Regions from separate parts of the Mus musculus genome. Here region 1 is linked to region 2. A link is a loop called in an ENCODE intact Hi-C map of the cell type or tissue named here. Cell type or tissue: heart. All regions are shown on one strand. Each heading gives the region's core, and the rest is flanking DNA. Links, peaks and the distances in the headings are about the cores only.

Region 1 (16,619 bases), core at 3,640-11,639, 91 kb after region 2:
GTGTTAGAGAGGCCTCTGCCACTGAGCTGTACCTCAGCCTAAACATCTATAAACCTGCTGAAAATACCTGCTGGGATTGGAAGAAGTTTTTAGTGCCAGAAAATCGAATCTGATGCCAGGAAAATGCCTTCCTCCTGAAGTACCAATAGCTCATGAAGAAATATAAACCATTACTGTATCAGATTGCTAGAAAAACAAATGTTTATCCCTGCCCCCCCCCCCGCCCCCTAAATAAGCTGGGTCTGAAGGCTCAGATCTATAACTTTTAGCTTTTTACGAGGCCAAAGAACAATCTATGTCCAAAGCTTGTGTGGACAATAAAGTGATCTCAAGAACCAGGCAGCACACACCAGCTGACATGAGGCCCCCCAACTAAGTTACCTAGTTACCCTAGGTATCTTAGAGAGACCTTGTCTCCAGAGGGAAAACTGAGTTGTGAAGACAGCTCAGTGGGTCGAACTCTTGCTCAGATCGGGGCCTTGTGCTCAGTCTCTGCTACTGCACATGCAAAAGGAAAATGCTCTCCACCACTGCTCACACATGTATACAGGTCACTGCTCACACATGTATACGGGTCACTGCTCACACATGTATACGGGTCACTGCTCACACATGTATACGGGTCACTGCTCACACATGTATACGGGTCACTGCTCACACATGTATACGGGTCACTGCTCACACATGTATACGGGTCACTGCTCACACATGTATACGGGTCACTGCTCGCACGTGTATACGGGTCACTGCTCACACATGTATACGGGTCACTGCTCACACGTGTATACGGGTCACTGCTCACACATGTATACGGGTCACTGCTCACACATGTATACCTCATTCAACTCCTCACCTCATTCAACTTCTCTCCTGTACACATGCATCTTTATTTGGAAAGTGACACAACTTGTTTTTTTGGCTTCAAAACAAACAACCCCATTAAAAAATGAAAGAAGAGCCTCTGATAAAAATCTTAGGACAAAGTATATGTATCTAATTAACTTTATTTTGGAACACTGTACAAACTTCAGTTTAAAAAAAAAAAACAAAACCATGTAGTGGTCATTCAGTTACATACTGAGAAATGGAAGACAGACCACAGGCCAGCTGTCATTTTGAGCTATACTTTAATTACAGGTTTCTAAATATACTAACTTGCTAATCAGTTGCTTATTTTTTTCCCCCTTCATTTTTCTGAGACAGACAAAATACATGTCTATTGCTTTTTTCCTTTTTCTCTCTATGACCTTGGACTTTAACATTAATGGAAAACCTAAAAACCAGAGAAAGCCCACAAAAAAGAAGCCATTTCAAGTTAGAGACAATGCATTTCTCATTTATTCAAATTCACTGCAGGAAGTAAACACTAAAAGATTTAAAAAAAAATTCACACTGCGGTATGTACAATTCATTACATCACATAAAGAAATCAAATTTAATAATAAAAATGGCAAATTAATATCACTAAGCAGGCTGCATCAAAACTGGCTGTAAACCCAAGATTCTTACCATGAACGGTAATGTGCCTATATTCCAGCATTTAGGAACACTGGACTATTCCTGGTTATGTTTCCAATGGGATTTGAAGAGTTGTGAAGTTGCTCTGTGAGTTCTTTAATGTTGAAAGTGGTTGATTAAAAAGAAAAAAAAATTAAGACCCTTGAATTCGAAGCACATTTTCTCACAAAGCATAAGCCACAGAGGTCATGTCCGGAAATGGAATACTGTCGTGTTGGATGACCATCTGCCCTGACTTAAGACGGTTTCTGTCGAATGCACAGATGCACAGGGTCCCCCATGCACTTGTCGTCATGCAGCAGGTACGCAGACTTAAATAAAAGGTTTATTTTATACATTTGTCCAGACTTGCAACTGTATACATACATGCACATTTTTTTAAACCTGTCTGATTATATTTACACTTAATACATGGAATATACAGGAACCAAAGAAATTAAAAGGTTTTTCTGTTGCATTAGAACAATACAAAATATGTATTTTTTCATTAAGGAAATCATTATTTACATTACCTTTAAAAACCAATTTTAACATCTTCATGTAACAAGTCAATATATATATATACACATTTATATATATATATATGTATATATATAGAAAATATATACTCTCACCAGTTTATTCTTCTGTAAGATGTAGCAGAGAATAAACAGGTAATGCTACCTTACTGATGTCAATGAGAGCTGTAGTACCCATTCACAAATGACTTTATTAGGAAGAAACTGCCCAGATATCGAAAATAGTCCTCGAAAATGTGTATGTGCATATTTGAATCTACATATGCAAAGTGAATTTGTGGATGTATTATGCCCTTTCTCTTCTTTAAGATTTCTCTAAACAAAACATGGGGGGGGGGTTATTCTCTAGAAAGTCAGAACAGCATCCTTCATAGGCATGTTTATTTTTGTCTTACATATTCTCATTCCAACAAAAACAAAACAAAACAAAGCGAAGCGATGCTGGCTCTGGACGTTTCCCTGACCTAAGTGCTGTTCCATTGTAAGAAGACTACTGCGCCGTGAACAGAGGACGAACTCCAGCATCCTACAATATATTTCTAAGGCTCCAGCCCTTTCACCATGACCAAGAAAAATGACTAAGTGTAAAGCTTATTTATATAGTGTAGACAATGAGATTGTCACAGTATAAACATGGAGTAAAGTACCTCACTGGCCAGTGGAATTTTTCATAGCAGAATAAGCATACACGTTCTCCTTTCTCTGATGTTGCATAACATACACTCTGGTTACCATATAACATACCCATTAACTATTTACAAATCATCTTGAGAAAAAATAACCATTTAGAATTTTAGGTAATTAAGAAATAATGTCCATTTGTAATATATATAAAAAAAATCTTAGAAACAACTTCAAGTATGTATAACAATTCCAAATAAACTTCTTCCTACTTAACTGCTGAGTACACAGTAAGTTTTTGATAAGTCAGTTGTTAACCTGGCTCAAAACTGAAAAACAAAAAATATTGCCTGGAGGAGGAACTGTGGGCTATAAACAAATGAACTTAAAAACCAACCTGTTTCAAGACTGAAATTCCACGTGGCTCAATTATATATTAAGTTCTTTCAAGACAATGTCAGTATTTACTTTTAATGCCTGTTTAAAATGAATTGATCCGTGAAGTGACTGTGCAGGTCCTGTCATGGATTGATAAGTGCCCTTTGATTTGGTTTCAGGTAATCTGAGTTTGATGTCTTTCTTGGGTTGAATCTGTTAACTCCATAAACACTGCTGTGCAGAGGACAGTTTGACTAGCAGGTAAGGATGTATTCAAGAAGTTTCCCAACCGTCCTGGGATCACCTGAGTTTGCTAAGTGGCCCTGTTATTCCACCCCTAAGGCTAATTAAGTTAATCTTACTAATTAGAGCAAATAAATAATCACAGATTTTCCTGAGATGTTGACCCAGATAGGAAAGTTGTCCCCTCTACCCAATTTTTTTTTTTTGTCATAAAAAGTATTCCGAACCCGATTTCCAAAGATATAATAGTAAGATTGGAACTATGATATTGCAAATTTTGAGTGGATATGTGACTGTATTGGGGGAAAAGTATAGGCATCAGATAGTTACTTTAAAGTCTCATGTTCTGGAAAAGTCCTAAGCCACAGTTTTCAAACATCAGTGTGCGGAAGAAGCACATACAGAACATGTCAGGATACAGGCGGAAGGAGGACGCCCGGGTCCACTTGGAGACGGTGTTCTGTAGACCTGAGATGCTGCCTAGGAGTCTGCATTTAAATAACTGTTCCAGAGACTCATGTGATAGTCAGATGAATGCAGTGTCTCTGTCCAGAATTAAGAAATCCTGGTTGTAAAGTCACGGGTCCCACAGGAGTGGTGAGGATCAACTTTCAAAAGAGACGGTAAAAACCATCCAAAGAAAACCCATTTCTGCTTTTGTTAAAAACGATTTCTAAGTAGTCAATTGTCCAGGAAACAGCCTGAAGGTGAGTGAAGATTTCCTTCTCTAATTTTGAAAAAGGAGGAGTATTAATTTAGTAAAGTAGTCAAAATATAAAAAAATGGAAATCTGCCTTTTATTTTTAAGGATCTATTAAACTCCCCTCTATTGTAATCAATTGTTACTAAATAGTAAAAGGTTTAAAGAAATATATATATTGAAAAGGTCTGGGGTGGGGCAGACTCATTGGGAACCGCAAAACCCCTTCCAAGAGTTAAAAAGAATTTTGTTTAGCAAAAGTGAAAAAATGTAAGCATTGCTTTTTCTTACTTTTAGACTGATGAGGTGTGAATCAGCACAAGGCTTCTGGGTTTTTTTTTTTTTCCTAATTTGGTTATCTTCCAAATAGCTAACAGTTTGGATGTTACAAACACGTTATGTAGGCTGGCTTCTGAGATGGGAAATGAACAACCCTAATAAAGACAGCAAGTTGCATCAATCCACTACTGGTGAAGTTGTGCATTTTAATGTATGCCTCTTATTTACGATTATAAAAACAGGTTCATTCGTAGGCTAGTCACAGTTGTTATCTGATGCATACAGAAATAGTAAACAACCAACCTCGAGTTCAATTGTTTCCTCATGACATCTAATGTTAAGCAAAAATTAGTATGCATATTTAAACATCACCAGTGACCAATACTTTCAAAAGGAAGGAGTTTCAGTTATACCATGCTTTTCTCAAATCATGCTCTTATTTATACAGATCTCAAGTTCATACTGACTAAATTTTAAAAAGACCCAAAGTGGTATGGCAGGTACACATTTATTCTGACTCTTTTTTTATGGTGAGCGCGTTTCCCAGAAGTCCATACACTTCTCCATTTGTACTGTGTGGGCGAGAAGCATTATTTCCCATATGGCTATTGTACGGGCTTCTTAGATTAAAGAAAGAAGCTTTAGTTTCTGCAGCGGGAAGTAGCTCTTCTTTGACTGTAACCTGTGAGAGACTCTCGGCTGACGCAGGCTCCCTCCAGATGTCTTTGTCCTGGGTTTCTTGTGTGGTAACAGAATTGCCCCCTCCCTTCTGGAGCATGTAATAGAGGATCGGATTAGTTTTGGTCAGTCTTGGAGAGTCTTTTTCGTATTCATTCTTATCCATATCTGCGATGACCCACTTAATGGGTCCCTTCTCACCGGGCACGGAACATCCATTCAAAAGCCCAGGTTCTGGTCTGGACCCCACACAGCCCAAGTGCTCTGGGAAAGGAGGGCTCAGAGGGGTCTTTACCATTCCCGGGTATGAAAATGTCCTATGATCCGTCACACAACTGCCAGGCTGCGGGGAACTATACATCAGTCCATTTAAAGAAGAAATGCCGAATTCAGGTTTGCTGCCGGGCGCGTTGTTTTTGTGTCCTTTCTTTTTCGTGTCGGGGACAGAGTCACTCCTGTGTGGGGACAGATCTCGCACACAGTTCTCGGAGAGCAGCAGCTGCTTGAGAACATTGAAGCTTTTGCTCTCTCTGGCCCAACTCCTGTGGTCACCATCGCTGGCTGAACTATGCCCAGCAGGGTATTTATAATCGAGCTCATTCCTGCTAAACTTCAGCTCTTCCTGATGAAGCAACGACCCGTAGAGTACTTCCGGGCCGCTGTGATGATTGGCAGTATCTACGGCAGTATTTTTCATCTTTTTAAATGGATTCTCCAGTGGTTCCGTATACAGCTTCCTTTTCTTCGGGACCATGCAGATGTTCTTCGACTCCAGGGTTGGCAGCTCACTGTTTCTGTGACTCTTGTCCTGCTCATCTGCCGGGTAACTCTCTTGATTCTGTCTCAGCAAGCGACTCAACAGCCCGTTCTTTGAGAAAGAGAAATCCTGAGGTGAAGCAGGCTCGGATTTAAAGTCCTCCGACACTGGTAAGGCCGCTGTGCTCCTGTGGATGGCGGGAGTCACACCTAAGAAGGGGGCGCTCTTGGCATCGTGGTTTAAGGGCAGGTTTGTGTTGTGGGTCTGGAAGTCGTCACAAGGCTCGGATTTAATCTTCACCATGAGTATCTGTTCATTTGCAGCCCTCTCCGAATGCTCCTGAGGAGCCTCGTCTCGTGCGGGGGTTTTCTCTTTCTTCTCATTCTTCCCTTTGCTGGAATTTCCCAGGAGCAACTGAAGGACAGTCCGTCTTTCCAAGAGATTTTCTATCTCACAACCAGGAAGTCCCGGCTCAGGCCCGGCAGGCTGACTGCTGAAGGCTTTGCTCTCTTCAGCCGCATTGGTTTTATTTGAGAGCAGAGGGCTGTTTAATCTATCAATCAGACCGAGAGGTTTGTCTGGGTTTCCACTTAACAGCTGTTTGCAGGGTCTCTGCTCTTCCCCTGGCCCGGAAGACTGCAATCCGCACTGAGCCAAATTTTGTAACAGTTTACTGGCACTGAACGTGGCGGAATTTTGTGCACCTTCACTCGGGGCTGGTTTCTCGGCTTGGGACTCTTTGCCTTTCGTGAGGTCCATCAGGTGGCTAGGCGCGGTGTTCGTGAGCTTGGAAGCGGGAGTACTGCAGGCATACGGCGGGGAATTCCACTTGATGACCAGAGAGTGCTGGGAAAGATTGATGGGAGACTCTGCTTGGCTGGCTGTATACAGTGGTGGAGTGCTCACTGGGGTAGTCCTGTTGGTACTGGGGCTTTCGATGACAGAAGTCCTTGTGTAATTCTGAGGACTGAACTTAGTCCCATCACTATGGATGTCCTGAGGGCTGGCGTTCCTTTCAACAGTTTCTTCACTTTTATGGCCGAGCAGCAACTGAAGAAGAGTGACTTTCTGGTGTGAATTCAGCTTGGAATTTGTTGAGGTATCTTGATCTTCTTTGATGTCAACGCCGGGGATCTTGGGATCCCACGTGTTTAACAAGGACTGGGTTAGGTTCTCCAGCGAAACGGGCCGCTCAGCTTCCGGCTTTTCGATCCGGTGTTTGCAAGACAGGTCTATGGGAACGCAATTGGAGTACGAGCTTTCGTCTCCACTGCTGTCATCTGTAAAGCTCGGGTTGTTATCGGAGTACTCATCAATCGTGGTGGGCGTGCTACTCTCAAAACTGCTCGCTCTCTCGTTCTGGCTGTGCCCGTTCATCGGCGTGGGTATGGTCTGGCTTTTGAGGAGATGCAAAAGCAGACTGTTATTAGCAGCCTGCTTTAGGTTGTTTCTTTCCAGTGAGTTCTTATAGCTCGTGTTTTTGGGGGAGGAAGGGACAACACCCATTGGACTCTGAAAGGTGGCAGCGTTATTCTTGTTGGCCACCAGTTTGCTTGCCGGCAGTGCTCTGGCCTGCCCGTTGAGATGGCCAGACACCCCTTTGGAGAGCTGCGAACTGCCCACGTCCTTCTGCCCATTCTCTTGCAATCTGGCCATGGCTGCAAGTCTTTCGCTTGCCACCTGATGTGCGTTCTGCGTTTTTAGAGCATGTTCCCGAGAGTACTGCTGCAGGTGGGCCTCGCTGGACAGGAGCAGCGCCAACTGGCTGCAGGCAACACTAGGCTTTGGGGAGGCAGCGGGACTCGCCCTTTTCTCCACCATGCTGGCAACAGCCTGTAATCTTGCAGCACATGACAAGGGCTCACTCATGACCTTTGTCCCACTTTGTCCCACTGCGGGATGGGATGACTCAACAAAGCTATCTCTGATAAGGTTTGGAGTCACGTCAGGGAGGGTGGGACCTGACTTTTGATCCTTGGTTTTACTTTTCTTCAACAGAGTTTTTAAGTGACTTGAGGCCACGCCATAGCACCTTAAATCCTTCTCCACTTTTAAAGACTCGTGACTGAGGGCATATCCCTGCTCCTTGAGGCTCTGTCTAATCTGCTGTGACAGAGCAACAGTCTGCAGCCTAGAGCTGAATGACTGAAGCAAAGAGGCCAGCAATGTGCTATCCTGTTTGCCTTTAGGCACACTGTCAACCATGCCAGCCAGCAACGCTTCCTTCTTTACGTTTAAATTCACGATGGAATCAGACAGCCTCTTCCGCTTTGCCGCGTTCCAGTCCTCGGAAGACTGCAGCAGTCTGGCTTTTTTGAGGTGCAGCATGCCAGATCCCTGGTACGTCTGGGTACTGACAGTGGGACCATTGCTTTGACAGGAGGGAAACGCACTGCCCGAGAGGTTAAAGTTCTGGTCTTCCTCTTTGTGGCCAGCAGACTTTTTGTTAATGGCAGTGCCTGATCCCCCTGCTGCCTGATGCATTAGTAACCCTTCGAGGTAAGTTAAGACAATAGAATCCTGATGCACATCAGAGCCAAGCTCTTCTCCATGAGTCATGTTCAATACAAGCGCTCACAGGGGCTCGGCTTCCGTTCACGTGAAAGAGCTCCTCTCGTCAGTAAGATCCCACGTGACGTCAGGAAGTGAGCGTCACCTGATCACCTCCCATAGCAGTCGGGCAGAGATGCACTGTTAACATTCTGACCAGGGGATCTTCAGGCAGTGACGAGGGGCTCAGAGGCTGGGGCAAACTCGGGTGCAGACTACAGCACTGATGAGTGGCTAGGCAAGGGCCAGCCTCGCAACTTCCTTAGCACAGCGGCAGCGCTGGCACCCAGGTCTCAGGGAATATGCTGGTTTTCTTTCTTCATCATCTTTCGTTGCTCACCAAACGCACGTCAGTATCTAAAAATATAAAAATAAAAATAGTTGAGGAGAAACAGAGCTGGCATCATGCTCATTACCTATAAGGAATAGAATACAGCATTGTGAGTTTCACATAAGGTATAACACATTATAAATATAGTTTGCACACACACACACACACTATGCACACATACACATGACAGCCACATCCATTTAACATGTGATTTGTAGGTATGTATCCTTAAAAATACTTCACTGCAACGGAAGGATGAGCTACGGCCTTGCGAACACAGCACAGTTTACTAAGAGGCTCCAATGCTGTACAGTAAGTAACACACACGTACGTGTTTCATTGTTTATTTCCTACCTTCCCCGAAAAACGAGACTGCAGGTAAATAAATAATCATTTCCTAAATCAGAACCCACCCCGGATGTTTAACTTGAGGGATAACGGGAAATCCCGAGTTCGTGCTTCTCATTCACACGTCATCCAACACAACGCTCAGACGCCAGTCTCCATGGAGATCTGTTTCAGCACTGTGGAATGACATGAAGCCGGGGAGCTATGACAGCGAATGCTAGCACTGGGCCCTGAACCTTGACCCACATATCTAGGACAGTATAAGTATAGTATAAGGAAAATCCTCTTCGCCCGGGGCGGTCTATTTCTTCTTACATGCCCAATGAACATGGACACAGTTAAACAGTAAATGTGATTCAGAAAATATCTTAAGGCTCCTTTAAAGTTTTAAGTGAAAAATTTAATAAAAGAAAGGCAAATTTAAATCTTTTTCGTTTTCTGCCCAAAATACCAAAGAAATTTGATAAAGGAAGGGTTCCCACTAGATGAGTTAGAATCTGAACCCAGAAGACCCCATGCTCATGAAGGGTGATGCTACCATTGACCTCTGTATGCCACACCTGACTAGCGTGTTCAGAAAGCTTAATATCCAGGTGGATTTTCCTCTAATTCAAGAATAAAATGGGTGAACAAGGTCGCACTAGATAACAAGAAATACAGAGTTTTCATCCCATCAGTCGCTGTACTGGAAGGACTTCATCATTCTGAGGTTTTACTGTCTGGAAGCTAGAAGCCCTTCTGCCCACCAAGACTCCGAGCAGTCACAGTTCACTCGAGACTTTTCATTAAGTGGGAAAATGCCAAAGGCAGGCGCATGACAAAAGAAGTCAGAAGGAAAGAGATGATGTGAGAGTGAGGTCATTTATTCAACTGCTTACCACAGTTGCAGTTAATCTAAAAATGAAAAAGATTTACCAATTATTAAGACAAGGAAGGTTCCTGCTCTCTATTCAGCATAATTAGCTGTTCAAAGTTTTAAGAGTAACACATTCTGGACCGAAAATGAAATAAAATATATTGAATTTGTCGTGCTTAATAACAACTTTTAAATGTGAGTCTACAAGTAGGATCTTGCAGATTTTTTTATGTTCTGAGAGATGACGCAGCACAGTGGGTTACACAACTGGTCTGCAGTTGGCTTTGAAGAGTGAAGACACTTCATGACTGCCTCCTCTTATTGGGGACTCCATTACTTTCCTTTTGCCTTAAGCCCAGTGGTGTGAGATGCTTCTGAATCTTGTGATCTTGCTGAGACTGAGAAACACCTAGCTCGGGAATTCCCATCCCTGGGCGTACCTGTGAGAACAACTCCTTACAGAGCAGATTAACTGAGGAGACCCACCCTGGACACAGGCAGCGGCATTCCACAGTCTAGGAGCCCACGTGGGAGAAAAGTAGAAAGGTGGGAAAGAGAGAGTGCATGGCCACCAGGATGGGAACTGTGCTCCACCCAACAGACCAAAACCACTGCCAGTGTGAGCGCCTACGCTTAAAGCTTTCTGTGCTTAAGTTGCTCTGACATTTCAACATCTTCTCATCAGAAACTCCAAGGCTACTCCCCCAGCAACAAAATGGAAAACTACGTGAAAGAACACTGCTTAAAAAAACAAAAAAACAAAACCAAAAAAAAACCGCATAGAATATATTATGCACATACTGGATAAATATCTAATAAAATATGTATACTATATTACATGTATATAATTATACTCTAGACGCACATTCCTGGGCTGGAATACAGTCCAGTGTTAGGCATTTGCTTCCTATGTAGAATACACGGCCCCAGGCCTTGGGTTTGCTCTTCAGTACTACAGACACACGAACACACAGATCATTGTAACTTTAAAAATGATTTCCATGTAAAGCAAACCTTATTATCAATTAATAAATATTCTTTTAAATATGTTTTTAGGACCAAAACAGAGTCTAAAGAACCATGATGGTGCTCCAGGGACTAATTCATTTTAAAAGAAATTTAATATAATTCTATTGATTTAATGTAATGTCTGTTATTCAACAAGATTAAAATTATAAAGCAAACCCTGCTTTTATTAACTTAAAAATACTTACAAGCATAAAATTATCTTTTAGATCTTTCTTATGAGAGGAATTTTGCTGGTTCTTTAGTATGTAGTAGAAAAAGAGTATTCTGAGAGAATTCTAAAAAAATAAAATATGAAAACATTTATGGAATCTTGATCATATGGTTAAGATAGAAATTTCAACATGGAATGCTTTAGTGAAACACATATCAATGTTTGAATTATAAGAGTATATTTTCAAAAGGGGTTGCAAGTAGTTCACATGTGAGCAGTTTATGAATGAGCATAATGTTCATTCTTTGAAGTAGCTAGATTATTTCCAAAGCAATGTTTTATATTCTCCATTACTTTTGGTTTAAGATACATAATAAAGACTACTATCCAGTTGCTTTTAGATTCAGTATCTGTAATGACACATAGCATGCTATTTAAAATAAGTCTAAGCAAGGACTTCCAATTGTTCCCATGAAAATTTGCCAGTTTCTTCATAGGCAAGTCATAACTACCTGAGTATTAAATCTCAAGAAATTTCTGCACAGAAGTGTTAATGAACATGTGGACCTTTGGCTCTAGCTCATACAGGAAGGCTCAAGGATTCCTTCCTGTGCCTGTCAACAGCAGCTCCTTTGACAGCTCTGTCTACTGTGGATTACACTTCAGGTCCCTTGAGGGGCTTCCCTGACAAAGAGTTTTACAAAGTACATCAGAGTTTCATGAAGTATTAATAGAAAACGTAGCAAGAACATCCCAGAGTCCTGTCCACTGACCACTTCATCCAGAGGGAGGAAAGCACTTCTCTGACCAAGCGTGAGTGAGAAATCAGGATAGAAAATCTCAACAATTTCACAGAGCAAGACAGGGCAATCTTCTGGGATATGGGACCTAACCCTTTACTAAGGAGCAAGGACCACAGCGATTGCCCTACTATAAATTGAACATGAGGATGCTGCTGGGAATAAAAACTTAAAGAGAGAAGAAGGCTCATTCCTTTGCAGCTCTTACACAGGGCAGGGATGACAACTGCAAGGTGGAGTAGATGCCTAGAATGCAGTTCTGAGTAAACTCCTAACTTCTTTTCAAAATGTGCATCTTTTCATAGAAGCTGAAAGCCAAGATAACTTTCTTTGCAGTGCTATCGTCATCTGAAGATCGGCGTGTGGCTGGAGGATTAATGGAAATAGGCATAGGGACACACACACACACACACACACACACACACACACACACACACACACAAAGAACTTATTTAAGTCAGTTTGCTCAAATGAGATGCTCACCCTCTGCAATTAAAATTTAAAAGCTCCGTCCACCCCCAGGAGGGTTCACACTTTATATAAATGCATCCACTAACACTCACATTTCTCCCTATTGAAAATGGAGGGGGGGGTCTTCAGGGCTGCCCTGGCTCCTAACTTGCAGATCCACACCTTTAGCCTGCTTGTAAGGGGCTTGCACAGGTTTAAATCAGTCACTTAAATCTCCCATTTAAAAAAGCATCACTGGGAGGCATAGCTTCTTGACTATCTCAGGTGTTTATTATGGGCTGGACTTAACTCCATGATTCCGAGCATCTTGTTAAATTGTAATTGACAAAAAACACACTTTTGACCAGAAGGATATGCTCTCATATAAGTGTACCAAAGACACAAGTTTTGTGGTGAATTCTAGAGAAAAGAAATGGTTTTTGAAGTCCACTCAATCCCTTACAAATTATTTCTTTTCATGAATTTCATTTTCTGAAAGTCCCAATATCTTAAACCTGTGTTTATTTAAAAGGTGAAGATGAACTTATACTATACTGGATCTTCATTTGTTTTTCATAATGGTTATATACTAAATAAAATGCCAGAAAATACTCAGGATCTTTGAGTACCCAGATAAATGCAAGAGAAACGACAGGCCGATTCTGGGGACAGAAATGAGTCTCTTCATGTAATAAAATTCAGAATTATATTCAGAAGATTGAAAATCAGAAAACAGTCACTAACAAACTCCTTTGGTAGCACATTTCTTTTCTTTTTTAAAGTCTAGATCCATAATAACATAGGGATAGCTTTTAGGTTTTCCTTAGCATTTCTTCAGGGTAACTTGAGACCATTCAATGTCTGTTTCCCAGTCTCTAACAGAACGATGACTACCACTTAAACCAAAGCCCTTTCTCTTGGAATTGCCTATCTGTAACATGTATGCACAGGGGCATCTTTTTTGAGACTGGTGTATAATTTCTATTGAAGTCAACTACAGTTTCTCCACCTTAAAATAGAGTTGACATACAGACAGAAGCCCAAGGTCAAGGTCACAGATCAGCAAGAAAGATTACCAAGAGAACTGATGTAACAGCTGGCGTTTGATCAAAGCTCCCAGGGTTCCTAGCACACGCCACAGACATTTTGCCTTTACTCACAGGAAACACTCTGGCTTAAAAATATTCCTTTCATCTTGAGAACAAAATCTTCATATATTTCTTTCATTAAAAATCATGATTCTACTAAATATACTGCCTCAGCTCCAGGCCAGCTCTCTGCATCTCAGAATTGTGAATTTTACCTATGCAGATGCAGATGCATACACGTTTGTGTTTTTGTTTGTTATAACTCATCTTCTTCATGATAATTTTGAATGTAAACTTCATTTGCATATCCCCAAACAGACCCTGCTCCCTTACAAATCCAATCCAAATGAAATTGAATTTAATTCAGTTTCACAGTATCTCAGACCGTGCCTAGATTTCACTGTTGAGTAGTCGTTCTATAGGAACGTCTTGTAATATTTCCACCACACTTTCTACCATATATCTGGGAAGAAAATTTAGTTATCAACAATTGCTACAAAAGTGCTTTATAATGAAATTATTATCAAAGGTGCACTTATCTAACAAAATCACGAACATGCAAAGAACAAGTGCAAAAGAACATGCACGGACAGATCTGTAAACTAATTTCAAATTGTGATGTCGGCTTCTGATGCAAGCTTAATGTAGCTGGGCATGGTGGCATACGCTTTAAATCCTAGCACTCTGGATGGAGAGGTACAGCTGGGTCTCTCTGTGAGTTCAAGGCCAGCATGTTCTGGATTCCAAATTCAAGGCCAGCCAAAACTACATAATGAAGACTGTTTTAAGAAAGTCGAAAGGGGGGACTTAATATATAAATTATTTAATTATTTTTTGAAATCACCATCTATTTCTGCCAAAAGATGCAAGTTACATTAATGAGTTCTTCTAGAAGACCAGTCATACCCGTTACAAACCACACCACGGAAGCTGTCTTAGTGGGGGCACTTATCAGTTAACCAAGTGTTGGTCCTTTTCTCATATGGCCTAGGTCAAAGTTCTGAGTCACTGTGAACAGACCATAATTTTCCAAAAATGGTAAACACAATGCACCCTTGCTCTTTCGAGCGCTGGCCCAGAACACAAGCAGGTTTAGGTTAAAAGTTTCACTAGGATCTGTAAGACCGATACCACTACAGACATCTGTGGACAGACAGGCACGCATAGTGAGGACACCTGTAACCGGGAGCATTTAACAAACCTGAAATCGGTGATAACCACAGCACAAGGATACAATATACAGACTGTTCTTGGGAAAGTTCTGCATCTTTAAATATTAGCACGTACCCTTGTCCTTCAACTGGTAAGTGGAAGATATTGTCATACCATTATTAGGCTACCTTAAGTGGATTCCTATTTATTTAAGAAATTGCTATGCATACTTTCCTCTGACCTCTTTCTGGCCCATCTGTGCATATGACCTAGTGCTTGAAGCGATCTCTAGTTGCAGCCAGGAGCTGCTAATCTGAGACAGCTTTGTGGCTATTCCAGTTTAAGTCTCTGCCATGGGGGTGGCTTGTGGATAGCCCTCACCATGACACCTGCCACCGGGAAGTAGATTTAGACAGGGTCCGGGATAGGAAGGGGGCATTTAGAAGAGCACCCTGGTGAGCTGCCAGAGGAACAGGAGGAGCGGTGGTGTAAGGGACCTGAGTGGGGCTTTTGTGACTTCACACACTGGGCTGAGAATAGGACAAAATGAGTTTTTACTTAACAACGATGAAGGCAATTAAAAGACACAGAACTTTTACGATTTTTGTCATTGAATAAACGTAAGTGTGCCCTGCTAAAGAACTAAGTACCTTAGCCATATGGAACTTGCCCATCAGCTGGCTCCCTGGTCTGCTATGTTGGCTTCCTGCAGGGCAGTGTGTGCCAGGCAGGCAGGAAGGCAACTATGGTGCTTACTCCCATGCTTATTAGTCTGTCCAAGTCTGAAATCGCTTAGATCCCTGCAGCAATAGTTCTTAATATTTACATTTGGCTCCTAGTTTCTGTTTTCACTGTGCCTTCTACTAGAGCACTTATATACTGCCTAAACAATGTTTTATGTTTAAATTCTTATCAGTACACATAAGGACATACGTAAATGTGCAGGGGAGAAGCGGTTCAGTATGGGAGAGAGGATGTGTGCCCAGTAATTTTCTTCCCATGTGCCCTTCTAATCCCTACTATCATCCCCATTCCACGCATTGTGTCACAGTTAAGAACAAACGACTCAGGCAGGCAGCCGGCCCTAACTTGCAGAGCAGGGGAGCCTCTTCTCTGTGGCCCCACAGCGCTCAGGGAGTTTCAATCATTTCACTTACATAATGCCGTCTATTTCTGTTTGTTTGTGTATGCTGCGCTCCTCAATACAGGGTAAATTTCTTATAGTCAAGAGGCAGATCTTTTCATCCCGTGTTCACAGAACTGGGCAGACAAAATCATCTAAGAATGTGCAAAGAAGTCAACCCGTGTGGGTCTCAGTTCTACTAAATGTGGGGCGGGCTAGCTCAACTGTGAGAGCCCCCAGTGTTTAAAATGATACGGTGTTATTTCTAACATCTGGCTTCAAATTCAAGACTTGTTTCTTTGAATATAAACTAACAAAAATACAAAATTAAAAAGTAACAAGGGTGGGGTTAAGAATTTAGCTCAGGGGTAGAGTGCCTATGTAGCACAGGTAAGGCCTTGGGTTTTGTCCCTAGTTTAACAGAATAACAACAAAAATCTCCAGACATAAAGAAAGAAAGGTGTTTGCTTGTTTTAATCTTCCATGAGGGACTACTATTCTGGTAGAAAACCAGAAGATCCATGCATTTTTGAATACACATTTTTTTATTTTTGGTGTTGTATAATTAAGTATACAAAGATCACATCAAAAGTAAGTTCATGTTTCAGAATGCTGGTGCCCCGCCCCTTCCCAATTGTTGCCCAAATAGGAAGATGAGTAACACTCATTTGTAATTGAAATATTATTTGTGAATTTCTCTAGATGAAGACATATTAGGGGTCTTGTGGAGGGGGAACTGGGAAGGGGATAACATTGGAAATGTAAATAAATAAAATAGCCAAAAAAAAAAAAAAAGAAAGAAAGAAATGAAGTGTCACGCTGAAAGAATTGTTCTCTAAAACAAAAGAAATCACATATATTATAAAAATAATTATAGTGAGGTAAAACAAAAAAACTCTTTTGAAGTTTTTGATTTTACTGTATCAAGAACCAGGAAAGTACTCCTTATGCCCATTGTAAATATTAATCACTGAAGTAATATTTATTAATTAAAGAACAAAGAGTCCATCTATATTCATATAGTTGGAGAACATCTAATAGAAGCTTTC
Region 2 (14,007 bases), core at 1,196-9,195:
CCCAAGCTTTCGATTAAACACACTTAACACACACACGCACACACACACACACACACACACACGCACGCGCGCGCGCGCACCTTTATACAAATTATGTAAAGTACTTTTCAACTCCATACTACCCATTCTCTAATAATGACCGAATCAGGATAAAAGCTCTGGCCAAGTTTATGAATGCCTGGAACGTTAACTGACCTGCTAGGCATCACATCAGCCAACCATGCTTCGAAGGTAAGAAATCTGACAGTTCACCTGCGAACCATTTATTTTGCTGATATATTTGAGGACAGTCCGGTAACGAGAGGCATTTATGTATTCAGATTTTTTTTTTTTAGAGGTTGATCCGCTTAGTTGTGTTCCTCTGTACAACTGGCTACAATAAAATCCTAAACAGTGGGCAGATGATGAACATGGACATTTCTTTCACTAATCTGAAAACTAGGAAATCAAAGATTTGGGCTAGGTATTAATAATTTTGGTAACTGAAGGAAGAGTTCTTTCTTCCTTTTCTTTGATTTTTGTTTGTTTGTTTCTCTCTTTCTGCATTCACGGTAAGGGTAAATAAGTGTGCGTGCACACATACATGAGTGTGAAGGTCAGAGGTCAACTTCGGGACCCGTTCCTCAGGAACCATCATCGTTGTTTTCGGCTAGAGGATGAGCCATGCTTTGAGAGCTCAGCAGTTGGACAAGGGTCTGCCTGTCTCCAGCTCTCCAACATCAGGATCACAAGCACATGCAATGCACAGCTATGTGAGTGCAGGGTATCAGACTCAAGAACTCAGCCTTGCATAGCAAGTGCTGACTAAGCCAGCCACCTCCTCAGCTCCCTGCCTACTGTCTCTCCTACCGGTGTCCTCTTGCTGTGTATATTCAGAGTGCAGGGTATGAAGGGGTCTTTCTGTGGCCTCTGTCACCATGTCACTGACCACATTGATCCGGGCTCTTTCTTAGTTTCCTCATCTCTTAACAAAGGCCCCACTTTCTAAAACATCCCCCTGGGGGTGTGGAACCCAGCACATGAGTTCAGATCACTTGAATTCTGAATTGTACTTTACAGCAAGGCCCTGTGTACCATCCGTCCCAATCTGGGCTTCCACTGTCAGCATATGAAGAAGCCACAGGCTCATTCCCTGGTCTTAGTAACCCCTGTCCCAGTGCCGTGTGGCACAGTTTGGTAAGCGTGACCCCTAGGCCAGCTGTTCTCAACTGTCTGCCTTATTTCAACAATCAAAGTTTCATTTTCTTCAAGTTAAAACAAAATTCTAAAAGGATTTTGTACCTTGAACATTGAACTGAGAATTCCTGACTTTTGAATTACTTGGAACATCTAAGCTAATTTTAGAAACATGGCTGGATGTCTCTGTCAAGACTTAATTCTTATTTGAAAAATCAGATGAGGTCAGCTTTCACTTCTCTTGGGATTTCGCTCAGTTAACACAAAATGTCTTTACCTTTTATTTACTCTCTGTGAATAGCTCTGCCTCACTTTTAAAATGTGCCTATGTTTAGAAAATAGATATAGAGAAGGAAAAAAAATGGGAAGTGAATTTTTTTGAATGTAGATAGTTTGGTGCTGTGTAGCAGAATCAATGAGAATTTGTTTCTAGATGGCTTCACCAGTGTGGACACCCGTCACATACTTCCAAATTGCTGAGAAAATACATTCTTTTAAAATGGCTCATTAAAAGCAGACATAGTCACTCGTGCCTAATATCTTAGTATTCAGTAGATGGAGATAGGAGGATCATGGATTCAAGGCCAACCTGGGCTACACAGCAAAACCTGAGCTACCCTGACTCAAAGCAATAAGAGTAACACAAACGAATAAAATAAGTAAATAAGAATGTCGTATAAGGCTGGGCGTGGTGGCGCACACCTTTAATCCCAGCATTTGGGAGGCAGAGGCAGGCGGATTTCTGAGTTCGAGGCCAGCCTGGTCTACAAAGTGAGTTCCAGGACAGCCAGGGCTACACAGAGAAACCCTGTCTTGCAAAACCAAAAAACAAAAACAAACAAAAGAATGTCGTATAAGACTGCCTTGTCCGGCGCTCCTTTACTCCTTCCAGTCCTGGCTCCAGAGTGCTCCCTGCAAATCCACGAGGAAGATGAAGCCATTTTCTCTAGAACTATCACATCACCCGTATAACTAAAATGTGCTTTTCGTTTTGCTCTGAACCCCCTTTCAGTTTATCTCTACTAGGGAGCAATCATTCCATTCCTCCCCAGGAAGCTCTCAGAGGTGGAGTGTAAGGTGAGGACTGAAGACCTGCGATAACTCAGTCCAGCACGTGGGCCACACCTACCAGGTCTTGGAAAATAAGATTGGAGAGGGAAAAGGAAGACAGGAGTTAGCAGAAGGGAACTTGACTGTTGTCCAAGCACAGGGGCTCAGCTTCCCCACTCAGTTCCTTTCTTAGGAAAAAAGTCATTTCAGTTTCCTACACTGGAAGGTGGATGAAGTCTAAAAAGCCCCCTGCTGGCCACTCCTATTTCCACCCTATCAGTGCCTTTAAAATATAAGGCATACAAATTCCCTTACTTTAGCCATATTTATAACATAGTTTAACTTTCCATAACTAACTGGGATTTCTTCTACTTTCTCTTTTATTTAATTAAATCGACTATACCAATGCAAACTGCTAAAGACATGTCCCTGACTTGACTGTCTTTGATCTTTTTAAAAAAATAAAATAAAATCAATTGTTTAAAAAAAAAAATACATGTTTCTGGTGAAGTAGAATCTAAAATTATGTAACTAATGGATTGGTTTGTTATTTTTATCCTAAAGTGAAGAGAAATGTTGTTGTTTTTTTTTTTTTTTTACTATCTAAAGAACATGAAAAAAATTTAAATTAAGTAATAAATCAGTTTTGTCCAAAATTATTTAGACTAATGATTCCCTGTCTTAGTCTAGGAAACTGGCAATAATTATGCATAACAAACAAAAGCCTTGGCTGACTTTGTTCCATGCTCTAAGTTTACTCTACGAGGTCAGTGTGCAGACTTCTCTAGAAAAGAGAATTTCCTGGGGCAGACTGACCCAGGTTGTACAGGAATGTAAATAAAAATGATTGAGGATTCCTTTCTTTGCATAGAACAAATATTTCATGACTTTGTATATTATAATCCTCTTTCTCGTGTCTAACAAAGACATCATAGCATCAGCCAAATACTTAAAGCCTACTATTAAGATAAAAGCATTACTCCAATTTGTCATCACTTCTATTTAATTATATTTGTAAAAGAAGTGTGATTAATGGCACAGAAAGCAGATGCTTTGTAAGAGTGACAGCCATGTCACTGTGAACACAAAACGTTCCTCTGAAATGGACTCCAGGGTCTTCTGCCTAGCAAACTTGGGCAAGCGTGGACGTGCAAGAGAGAGCTGCCACAGTAATGTTTTAGTATTGCCATAGCTTTGGATGAGATTCTCTTCCACGTGAACAAGTCTTTCCTCATTCCTGACATCACTAACCTTTAGCAAGTCTATGGTTCCTCCATTCCACAGCCTTTGTAAAAACAGGAATGAATCTGCTACATGGTGTTCTGTACGTGAGCTTAAGAACGTTACTTACTGTATTCCAGAACACATTACTCCTTCAGGCTAGGGATACACCTGCATGACGGAACATCTCCTACCATGTGTGCATTCCTGTGATTGCTTCCTAACACCACAAAGGGCACAAAAAAAAAAAAAAAAAAAGGCAAAACCTTAAGCTCTCAGAGTCAGCATTATGAACGCAAGCCAGGACACGCTAAACTTTTCCTGAGGCAGAGTCCAGTCGAAAACTTTATGACAATCTTCCTGGATTGAGCTTTGCCTAAGATCTTCCCGTTGGTCATGAGACAGTCAGGGGACTAAAAGTGTGTCACTTGATTAAGTTTTTCAGGCTGATAACAAGAAGGTAAGCAACTATGTTATCCAGGAGGTTCCAAAGTCCCATGTCCATTCTGGGTCAACTACAATAATTCCCCTTCCTACGTCCAGACACTGCCTGTCACCTAAAGCCCATTAGGGGGCAATTTCCTAAAGCTGAACCCGAAGAGATTATGGGCTGCCCAGCTCAACCGAAGAAGCCAGCTAGTGTGAGTCACCAGAAAGTTCCTATAACCTAAGAACTTCTCTTACAGAAAATGCTACTTCCCAGGCTATCAAAAGAATCATCTTTCCCCTCAGGGCAAGGCTGGCTCTGCACACACAAATAGAGAGCATTTTCTTCGGCCTCCAGTTCAGATGGAGAAGAGTGATTTCTGTGTTGTTTATGTTCACTTGCTCTTTCAACCTAAGTTCAAAGGTTTGACTGCACCTCAGCACTTCAAACCCTTGGGCGGTGATCGCAACGTTCCATTGCATAGACACTCCTGAGGGGGGCAACATTGAACCTGTCAAGGATGGTTTCCCCTGCTTCTGGGCTCTAATGCTTCTCTCTCTACCAGTAGAGCTTTCAGCAGGAAAGACTCATTGATTTAGAAAGAAAAATGCTCCAGGTTCAAAGTTGAGCCAAGCAGTCCTTCCGTCCCACCAACAAATGCTAAGTACATATTCACTCGTGTTTGCTTTCTCAAGAGAGATTAGGAAAAGGAAATAGGAACACATTTGTATAGAATTTTCCTGAATCAAAAGTTATTATTGAAACCCAATACTATCCTGAAGCAAACAACCTTCTATACACAGTTTTAATATCAATTAGTTAATTGAAAATACTAATTGCCTATAAAAACATTCCATTTTCACTGAAAAACATCCACAACACATAAAGTATATTTAAATATACGATACACTAGGAAACAAAACAACCTGGAAGCACTGCTAATTACTTTGTCTTGCCAAGTTTGAACAAAGGGGATTCAATTTTGTTTCTTTAGTTCTGGGAACTGAACCCAGGGTCCTGTGCATGAGAAACAGAGAGTCAGAAACTCCAAATGTTGAACAAACTTTGACTTCCTCATAGAAAAATGAACCAGTGATTTCTCTAGACTCTGAGGGAAAAGCAGTCTTTTCAGATTATAAACTGTGAATGCCCTTCTCTTTCTAGACCACTGTGTTATGACAAATTGGCTACGTTTTATAACTGAGCAATGTTTTGACTCTTGGGGAATACTATAAAGTATGGAAAAACATGTGAGTATACATGTACTCTCATATAACCCAATAAGCTTACGTCAGTATAAGTGTTTTTGAACTGACTGTAATAGTCTAAGAGTTTGTGTTGACAGGAAGCACATAACCAAACACATGATTATGTTAGTAACCATATAAATATAAACTTTAGTGAACTAGAGCATTTCATTCTATATTACTTCACTAAGAAAATGTACTTGCTGCCTTAAGACTCCTTCACTGTACACTGATGAGCAGCTAGGATTCTCAAAGACTCTCAAATCCTCAGCGTTCTGTTGACTTCGGATTATGCACTTCTCTTGTTCACAGGGACCCTTATCCACTTGACACTCACTAAGCCACTGCTGTGAACTTTGCTTTGAGTTTGATCTCAGTGCTCTCCAAAGCCACTAATCATTTCTTCAATGTAAAACACAGTGAGTGCTTGGACATCACATATTTAATATTTTTGAATGATATTGCTACTTTCCTTAAAAATTTGCATTAAAATCCAACTCCTGGGGCCCCAGAAATATGACCTTACTTGGAAGTAGAGTCATTGCAGATGTAATTTGTAATAGGATGAGGTCATACTAGAGTAGGCTGACCCTTCCGCCAATATTTCTGGTACTCTTATCCATAAATGTGTCTCTGATGTTAGAGACACAATGTGACAGTACAGACAGATTGTTGTGCACTCCCAAACCAAGGCAACCAAAAATTTCTGGAGAACCATAAGAGAATCAGGAAAGGCAACAAAGAGTTACCCTACAGATTGTAGAGGTGGCCTGTAGCTTCCAACAACTCCAAAGAACCTCGAGACAATAGAGCACTATAGTTTTCAGAAGCCTGGCTTAGAGTAGTTCACCATGGAAGTCTACTGCATACCTTAAGACCACTAAGCCCTGCACTGTATTTTTTTCAAACAACCATACTACAGTCTCAACAAGATTCTTCCCAGTTCCTAATATGCTGAGGTTCCTTGAGACACCGAAAAAACCTCACACTCTATGACCATGTATATGTTAGGGCTTGTCAAGTTCATAACCATAGTTTGCCTACATCAACCAATGAACTATATGACTATATAGCAGAGCAAGCTCAATCATACACAAAGGGCATATCCACTCTGAGTTAATATACATCCTTCCATTTATTTCCCCAAAAGTAAAGCAAAAATAGTTCTACAGTAAGTCTTCCCATGTCCTCTAGTTTTCCAGTATTTTTTGAAGAAAGACATATATGCGTGTGGACCCTTGACATAAAGATGAACAAGAGATCTTAAAAATGCTGAGGCAGTCACCATGCTTTTCCCTTCCTCTTCCTCTATTCTTCATGAGTGGTGACATATCTGATGGTTTCTACAAGCCACAGTTGCTTCTCAGTAAGCCCCAGTATGGGATCCATTTCATTTTGGCTGAAAGTAAAATATTCTACCTGTAATGTATAATAGAAACATTGAACATTTATGGAACCAAAAATAAGTTTAAGAAACAATACCCATATAAAATTAGAACACGGTGGGGATTTTTTTTTGAAAGAATGGAATTGAAGTTCTAAATGAATAGATGTATGTAATGCCTTAGTATAGGACGCTATATACATGTGATACCTCTCAAAATTATTTCATGTATTTAAATCCTACTCCAGTAAAAAAAGTAATATTTAGCATTGAAAAATAAAATATGTTGGAATAAAGCTATTCAATGAGACAAAAGATTCCTACGATGAAAACCTTAAGATACTGAAGAATTAGAGAAGACATTGGAGTCAAGCTGTGGTGTCACACACCTTTAATCTCAGCACTTGGTAGAGGAACGCAAATCTCTGAATATGAGGCCAGCTTGGTCTATAGAGAGAATTCCAGGAAAAGTCAGGACTAACTGAGAAACCCTATCTTGAAAAACCAAGACAAAGAAGAAGAGGAGGAAAAGCAGGAGGAGGAGGGGGAGGAGGGGAGGAGGAGGAGGGGGACGGGGGAGGAAGGAAGGAAAGAAGGAAGGAAGGAAGGAAGGAAGGAAGGAAGGAAGGAAGGAAGGAAGGAAGGAAGGAAGGAAGGGAGAGAGAGACAGAAAGAAGGAAACAAAGAAAGAGAGAGGGAGGGAGGGAGGGAGGGAGGGAGGAAGAAAGGAAGGGAGGGAGGAAGAAAGAAAGAGAGGGAGGGAGGAAGGGAGGGAGGGAGGGAGGGAGGGAGGGAGGGAAGGGAGGGAAGGAAGACAGACAGACAGACAGAGATATAGACATTGGAAGATGGAAAGACCTCCTGTGTTCTTGGGTTGGAAGAAGAAATATTGTGAAACTGACTTTCATACTAAAAGCAATCTATAGGTCCCATGCTATTCCAATCAAAATCCCACCATCATTCCTCAAAAAAATGTGGAAAAGCAATATTATGTATGTGGAAGCATAAACAATCCTGGGTCATCAACCCAAACCTAAACAAGAAGTAAACTGCTAGAGAAGTCACCATACCTGACTTCAGGTTGTACCTCAGAGCCTCAATATCAAAATCAGCATGGTGCTGGCACATGGAGAAACATACAGATAAATGGACCACTGGATACAGATAGAAGTCTACACAACTACAACCACCCAAACGTTGGTGAAGATGCCAAAAAACATGCATAGAGAAAAGGCAGCATCTTCAACAAACAGTGCTTGGAAAACTGAATATTACGTACAGAAGTATGAAATCAAATTTTTATCTCTTATTCTGCACAAAACACACATAAAATGGATTAAATACCTCAGTGTAAGATCTGAAATTCTGAAACTGCCAGAGGAAATCATAGGAATTATACTTTGACATACAGACTCAGTAAGGACTTCCTGGGCAGGACTCTAGTTGTACAGTAAATAAAGCCAACAACTGATGGAGGGGAGACCTCATGAAACTATGACCATTCTATATAACAAAGGAAAGTGACAATCAGTGAGTGAAGAGGCAGCCTCCAGAGAAGACTTTGCCAACTGTACATGTGTCTAAATATTAATTCAGAGAATTAGTGTCTGAAATACAGCCAACTAAAGGAAAAAAAGTTAAGCATTAAAACCATGAACAACTAAGCTGAAAAGCAGGCCATAGAATCAGAAAGCTCTCAAAAGAACCTCAAATGTCTAGGAATAGTTTTTTAAAGTATTGGCCATTTTTAACCACCAGATAAATGTAAGCTAAAAACTACTTTGATCTCTCTTCCTACTTAGTTATAATGGCTATCATTAAAGTAGCAAATTACAATAAATATAGAGAAACTTATATTCTGTCCATAGGAGGGTAAGCCATCCTTACAAACAGTTGGTCGGGGAAGTCATTCTGGAAACAAATATGGAGATTTCATGTACAACTGAAAACAGAAGTACCATGCCACTCTCATATATACTCAGAGGACTGCATCTCCTGCTACAGCAATGCTTCCATGGATGTGTTCATTGTTTTTCTAGTCACAATAACTAGAAAACAGAATCAATCCATATGCCATCAATGGACAAATGAGTAATTAGAATGGGGTACATGTGAACAGTAGAGTTTTATTCAGCTATAAAGAAAGGTGAAATTTAAAATTTTTTGCCAGAAAAGAATGGAAAAGAAAGGAAGAGAAAGGGAGAGGAAAGGAAAGAAAAAGAGAGGAGAGGAGAGGAGAGGAGAGGAGAGGAGAGGAGAGGAGAGGAGAGGAGAGGAGAGGAGAGGAGAGGAGAGGAGAGGAGAGAAGAGAAGAGAAGAGAAGAGAAGAGAAGAGAAGAGAAGAGAAGAGAAGAGAAGAGAAGAGAAGAGAAGAGAAGAGAAGAGAAGAGAAGAGAAGTGAAAGGAAGAGAAAAGAAGAGAAAGGAAGAGAAAAGAAGAGAAAAAGGAAAAACAGACGGAAGGATGGAACTGGAGAATATTCTGTTAGGTGAAGAGGTAACCTGGACCCAGAAAGAAAAATGTCACATGTCCTTCTCTTATGTGGTTCATTGTTTTCAACTTTTTAACTTGTAAAATGTAATTTGAACTATCTGGAGGAGGAGACCTATAAAGGGTGTTGATCATAGAACACATGTGATACTAAAGTAGAGGAAGAAAATACAGAGGATGACAAGATATAAACAGGGTTGGAGGTGAGAGATGGAGTAAGGAAGGAGGTGGGCAAGAGGATAAACCAGACTCGAGATCTATGAAGAACCAATATGGTAGCCAACCATGATAGTTTAAATGAGAATGGGCCCCTTAGGCTCATAAATTTGAATTCTCAGTCCCCAGTTGGTTAGATTAGGATTAGGAGGTAGGGCCTTGTTGTAGGACATATACCACTGAGAGAGGATGGGATTTGTTGCTGAATCATTCCCAAGACTCCACTTCTCTAAATTGGACATCTCTCTGCCTCCATCTCCAACTTATGGATCAAGATGTAAGCTCCCATGTTTTGCCATCATGGGCTCCAAACCCCTGAAATGATAGATTCCAAATTTTATACCTTGCCTTGGTCATGGTGTTTTATCAAGAGAATTAAGACATTTAGTAATTAGCATATCTATTGACTGAGTAAGATAATGACTATATTTTATGTGTTTAAATATAAGCTGATTAATATGTATATACTTAAAAAAAAACAGTCTGCACAAGTACATAATGCTAATCTAGATACTATGGGTGGTAAAACAAAAATTCCAGTGAGAACTATAGGATACCTCCCTATGATAGTTAGCCAGGAAGCTCTTAGACACCCTCAAAAACAACACAGGCTACTTCATGTCATGGTACTGTAAACTAGTCAAAGGTCCATGGCTTGGGAAGCTAAAGGTGCCAGAGATGAACCTCATACTTACATTTCCATAAATAGAAATCAATCTTATGTTTCTAACTAGATTATTAATGCCTTCAGCCTTTGTCCAAAAAGCTTTTGTTTGCAGTGAACAGAGGTTAATGATCCATAGTTGGTCAAGGTGCTGAAAGTAAGTGACGGTTGAGTGCTCAGCCCTCAATGAGACATCCATGTCATAGTTTACAAGGTTCAGGGGACATTACCAAAAAGAGGTGAACAGAGTGTAAAATCTGCATGACAGAGATGAAGGTGGTGATATGATCTCTTCTAGGCATGACAAGGCCATTGTAACAATGAAGTCAGCAGCTATGGCTATCTGCATATGACTGGATCTGTCAATACTCAGCCATAGATAGATGGGATCTAGCCCTTCTTTAAAGAGATCTTAACAAGTGATGGCTATTGCAGGAGGGAGAACCACTTCAGGGCACCTTGGGTAAACCCCGGGAATTGCAAAACAAAGCCAAAAGTAAACAAGAAGCCATGATAGTGGGGTGTGGAAACATGCTGTGGGCAAAGTGATTCTGTGAATGGGAAGAAGAGAAGATGGGGTAGTGAGTGTGATGAGAATGTATTACACACATACAGGAAATGGCCAAAGAATAAATTGACTTAAAATAACAGGTGATAGATAGATAGATAGATAGATAGATAGATAGATAGATAGATAGATAGATAGATAGGTGATAGATAGATAGATGATAGATAGATAGATACATAGATAGATAGATAGATAGATAGATAGATAGATAGATAGATAGATAGATAGATAGATGAAAGATAACTATAATCAATTTAACATGCTCTTGTACAAGTAAGAATTGCCAGAAAAGTATTTGAGTTAGAAAGGAAGAGGAAGAGGTCACAATTCATGACACAACATACATATCCAAACTCTAGAGCACTCAAAACACCAGACTTTAATAAACAGATAAGTCAATGATAAAGTACAAAAAGCCTAGCAATAGTCCCAAATATGTGTAAAGCTGTAATGTATAGGAAAATTCAAGTTGTAAATTATTAGGGAAATGTGTTGCTGCTCAATAAGTTGTGCTAAGAAAATGATTCTTTGTTACAGTAAGGTATACTAATTCATGGATTGCCAATGAATCTAAAAACTAGACATCAAAAAAATAAAAATGTGAACAAATATAAAAAATGTAGAGATATGAGATATTACTGTTTGTGTTAGTTAGGGTTTTACTGCTATGAAAAGACACCATGACCAATGCAAGTCTTACAAGGACAATATTTGATTGGAACTGGCTTACAGGTTCAGAGGTTCAGTCAATTATCAAGGTGGGATCATGGCAACTTCCAGGCAGGCATGGGACAGGCAGAGCTGAGAGATCTACATCTTCATCTGAAGGCTGCTAGCAGAATACTGACTTGTAGGCAGCTAGGGTGAGGGTCTTAATTAAGCCCCTGCCAAGAGTAACACACCTACTCCAACAACGCCACACCTCCCAATAGTGCCACTCCCACCGCTAAGCATATACAAACCATCGCACTGTGAGATGCTCTTTCAATGTATTAATGTGAAGTGTAAAATCCTTTCAGTGTCCAAGGGGATTCAATCCAGGACCCCCTGCAGATGCCAGCATCTGCTGGTGTTCAAGTATCTTCTATGGAATGATTGTGTTTGCAGACAACACATGAACTCTCCTGTATATCATGCCAATTCTTACTTATAATAACTAATGCAAATAAATACTGTGTAAATAATGGCAAGGAAGAAAACTGTGTGTGTTTAATACAGACACAATTACATTTTGGGTATAATTTTGATCTTTGGATTGTTGAATTCTACAATGTGCAACCTGTGAAACTATATTTAATAATACATTTTTAAAGCTATTTCATTTAGCATAATCTTGGCTCCTTGCTAATGAACAGTGAGCAGAGCCATGGCAAAGGATTTCCAAATAACAGATTTTGATATTGGACTGAAAATCTCAGTTTAATGAGTACACCAGAGAGTCTCATGTAAGTTGTATGTAAGAATTATTTCCCAGCGAGATAACAGATTGAATACACAAACATGAAAAGGCTAATAGAAAAGTAAATAATAAAAAAAGGAAAACTTAAAGAAACTCTGATTTTTTTTAAAAATTAGGACAATGGAATATTCAGGAAAAGCAAACAGACTGATGTGGGAACTATCGAGGGGGATTAAGAGAGCCAGAAAGAGAGAGGAAGGGAAATGAACGAGAATAAAATGTACTGACACAACCGTATGACATTGCCAGGATGAAATTCGTTACTTTACACATGCTAGATTAAAATAGTCACTAAAAATTAGAATATCTTGTTAGGAAAGAATTATAAGAATCAACAGGAAAATGTATTAGTATGGAAAGTTTGAGAGTCCTTCAATGAAAATCAGACAAAGGAATAAATTAGGTGACTCCAAAATCCAGAAAAAGGTGACATGCAAATGAAGACAAATATTCTGTTCTCACTTCCAAAATAGAATCAGGTGCCCATCACTTTAGCAATTGAAATGATGTTTTTATGAGAAGTGGAACTGTCGTCTCAAATATCACGTCAGAGTTTTGTTCAATACATTTTTTACTAGAGAGCAATTTAACATTATTAGTCAAATACAAAAACCGATTAATCCCTTTTTGATCAATTAATTTGACTCTGGGGAGTACCCTCAGGAAGTCATCTTACGAGAATCAACAATTTACACACAAGAAATTAATAAGGCAAGAACTAACCCATGATAAGAGTTAAAGGTGAAAAGAAAACTTCCTTAATAAGAAAGGTTCTACTAAGTTATTTAATTTGGAAACTGTTTATGGTATATAATATATATAATATATATATTATAAGGGGGTAAGTAGGAATATTCCAGTCAGTCTTTCATGAGTGAAGAAGTTTGTGAAAGGTGTGTGTATATGTGTTTATTCAGAAAAATTTGGAGGAATTGGACTTTTCAAAATTCCAATACCAACAACCTTCCTTCACTGCTTATTTTATGTCAGTAGATTCAACCAGCTACATGTAGAAAATATTTTCCAACTAAGTTATAATTATATCATCTCCCTTTCTTCCTTCCAACTCCTTCTATGTCCCCTATTTTCAACCCCTATATCCTTTCCTTTATTCACTCTCAAATTATGGCCTTATTATTATTATTATTATTATTATTACATAAACATACAAATAACTATATTAAAATCTGTTTAATGTTGCTGGTATGTGTATGATTTCAGGACTGACTGTTTGGTACTTTGAGGACTAATCTATGGGGAAGGCTAATTATTCTCCTCTCAGCCACTGTTAGTTGTTTGTAGTTATTTGTCTATGTGTGGGGCCCATGCGAGATTTCTCTCTTCTACAGTGGCCTGTCTATGGGTATTATCACTGTTTGTGTTTTGCTTAGGAAGCCATGTTCTTGAGATAACTTAAGTTGAGCTTCTCTCTTATTTCTAGGACACACAAATCTTAGAACAGACTCTCTTGTCCTCTGGCTCTTACAGTCTCTCCTATTCTTTTTCAAGATTATCCCTGAGCCCTGCGTACAAGGAGTGTGTTGTTGATGTATTTATGCCACTATAAATTAGATGCTTATTTGGTGAGGGATGAGAGCTATACTTATCTGTGGAGATAAGGTGAGTATTTGGAATGCAGTTAGGAATAATGCTGGTGTACTAAAGTTGTAGTAATTGGGTCTTTCCTAAGATGCAGGATCCAACTCACTCTAGTAGTTGCATAGGTTTTCAATATCCAGCATGACTCCTATCCCTCATTAGTGGGCCTTAATGTGGCTAAAGAGTGGTTAGTTACACCAAAATATGAGTGCCACTATTGCACCTTTATGAATATCTTTCCATGACGATCATTGCTGTGGTTCATAGGTGTCATATCTGGGTAGATTTATTGATTGCTTTTCTCCTGTAGCAGTTCTCATAGTATCATTCTGGAACTATGGAAACTAGTCCTTGAGGAAGAGGTTTTCAAGTCAGGTCCAATTTAGATCCTTTGAGTCCTGTCTGAATACAAGGTGTCTCCAGCAATAGAGATGTATCTTCAGCTTCTGATAGGCAACCAGAGGTGATAGCAATAGTATGTACAGTCTTGGTAATCTCTTGAACTC

The links. A loop is a pair of places that touch in the nucleus more often than their neighbours do. Peaks named below come from ENCODE experiments on the same cell type or tissue, not always from the same donor. Only the 100,000 strongest peaks of a DNase experiment are listed, where the experiment ranks them.
Region 1: it touches region 2 in a loop (2.5-fold over the local background); 2 of 42 quality-filtered maps call a loop at or near these places.

Annotation. Positions count from the first base shown.
Region 1 is chr16:76,286,417-76,303,035 of GRCm38, forward strand. Nrip1 (nuclear receptor interacting protein 1) reads right to left here. Exons shown (of 4, transcript NM_173440.3): 4 at 987-8,599. The coding sequence starts at 8,251. The coding sequence ends at 4,766. Gm30569 (a long non-coding RNA gene) reads left to right here and starts at 14,305. Exons shown (of 3, transcript XR_876166.3): 1 at 14,305-14,598. In heart, for the core only: no CTCF peak of the experiment used is centred there; DNase peaks (open chromatin) are centred at 6,405, 7,545 and 8,315; H3K27ac peaks cover 1,527 bases.
Region 2 is chr16:76,198,016-76,212,022 of GRCm38, forward strand. The region is part of intron 2 of Gm30507 (a long non-coding RNA gene); the gene reads right to left. Among named protein-coding and RNA genes, the nearest start is that of Gm30507, 45 kb to the right of the region's middle. In heart, for the core only: CTCF peaks have their summits at 2,489 (motif pointing left) and 4,362; no DNase peak of the experiment used is centred there.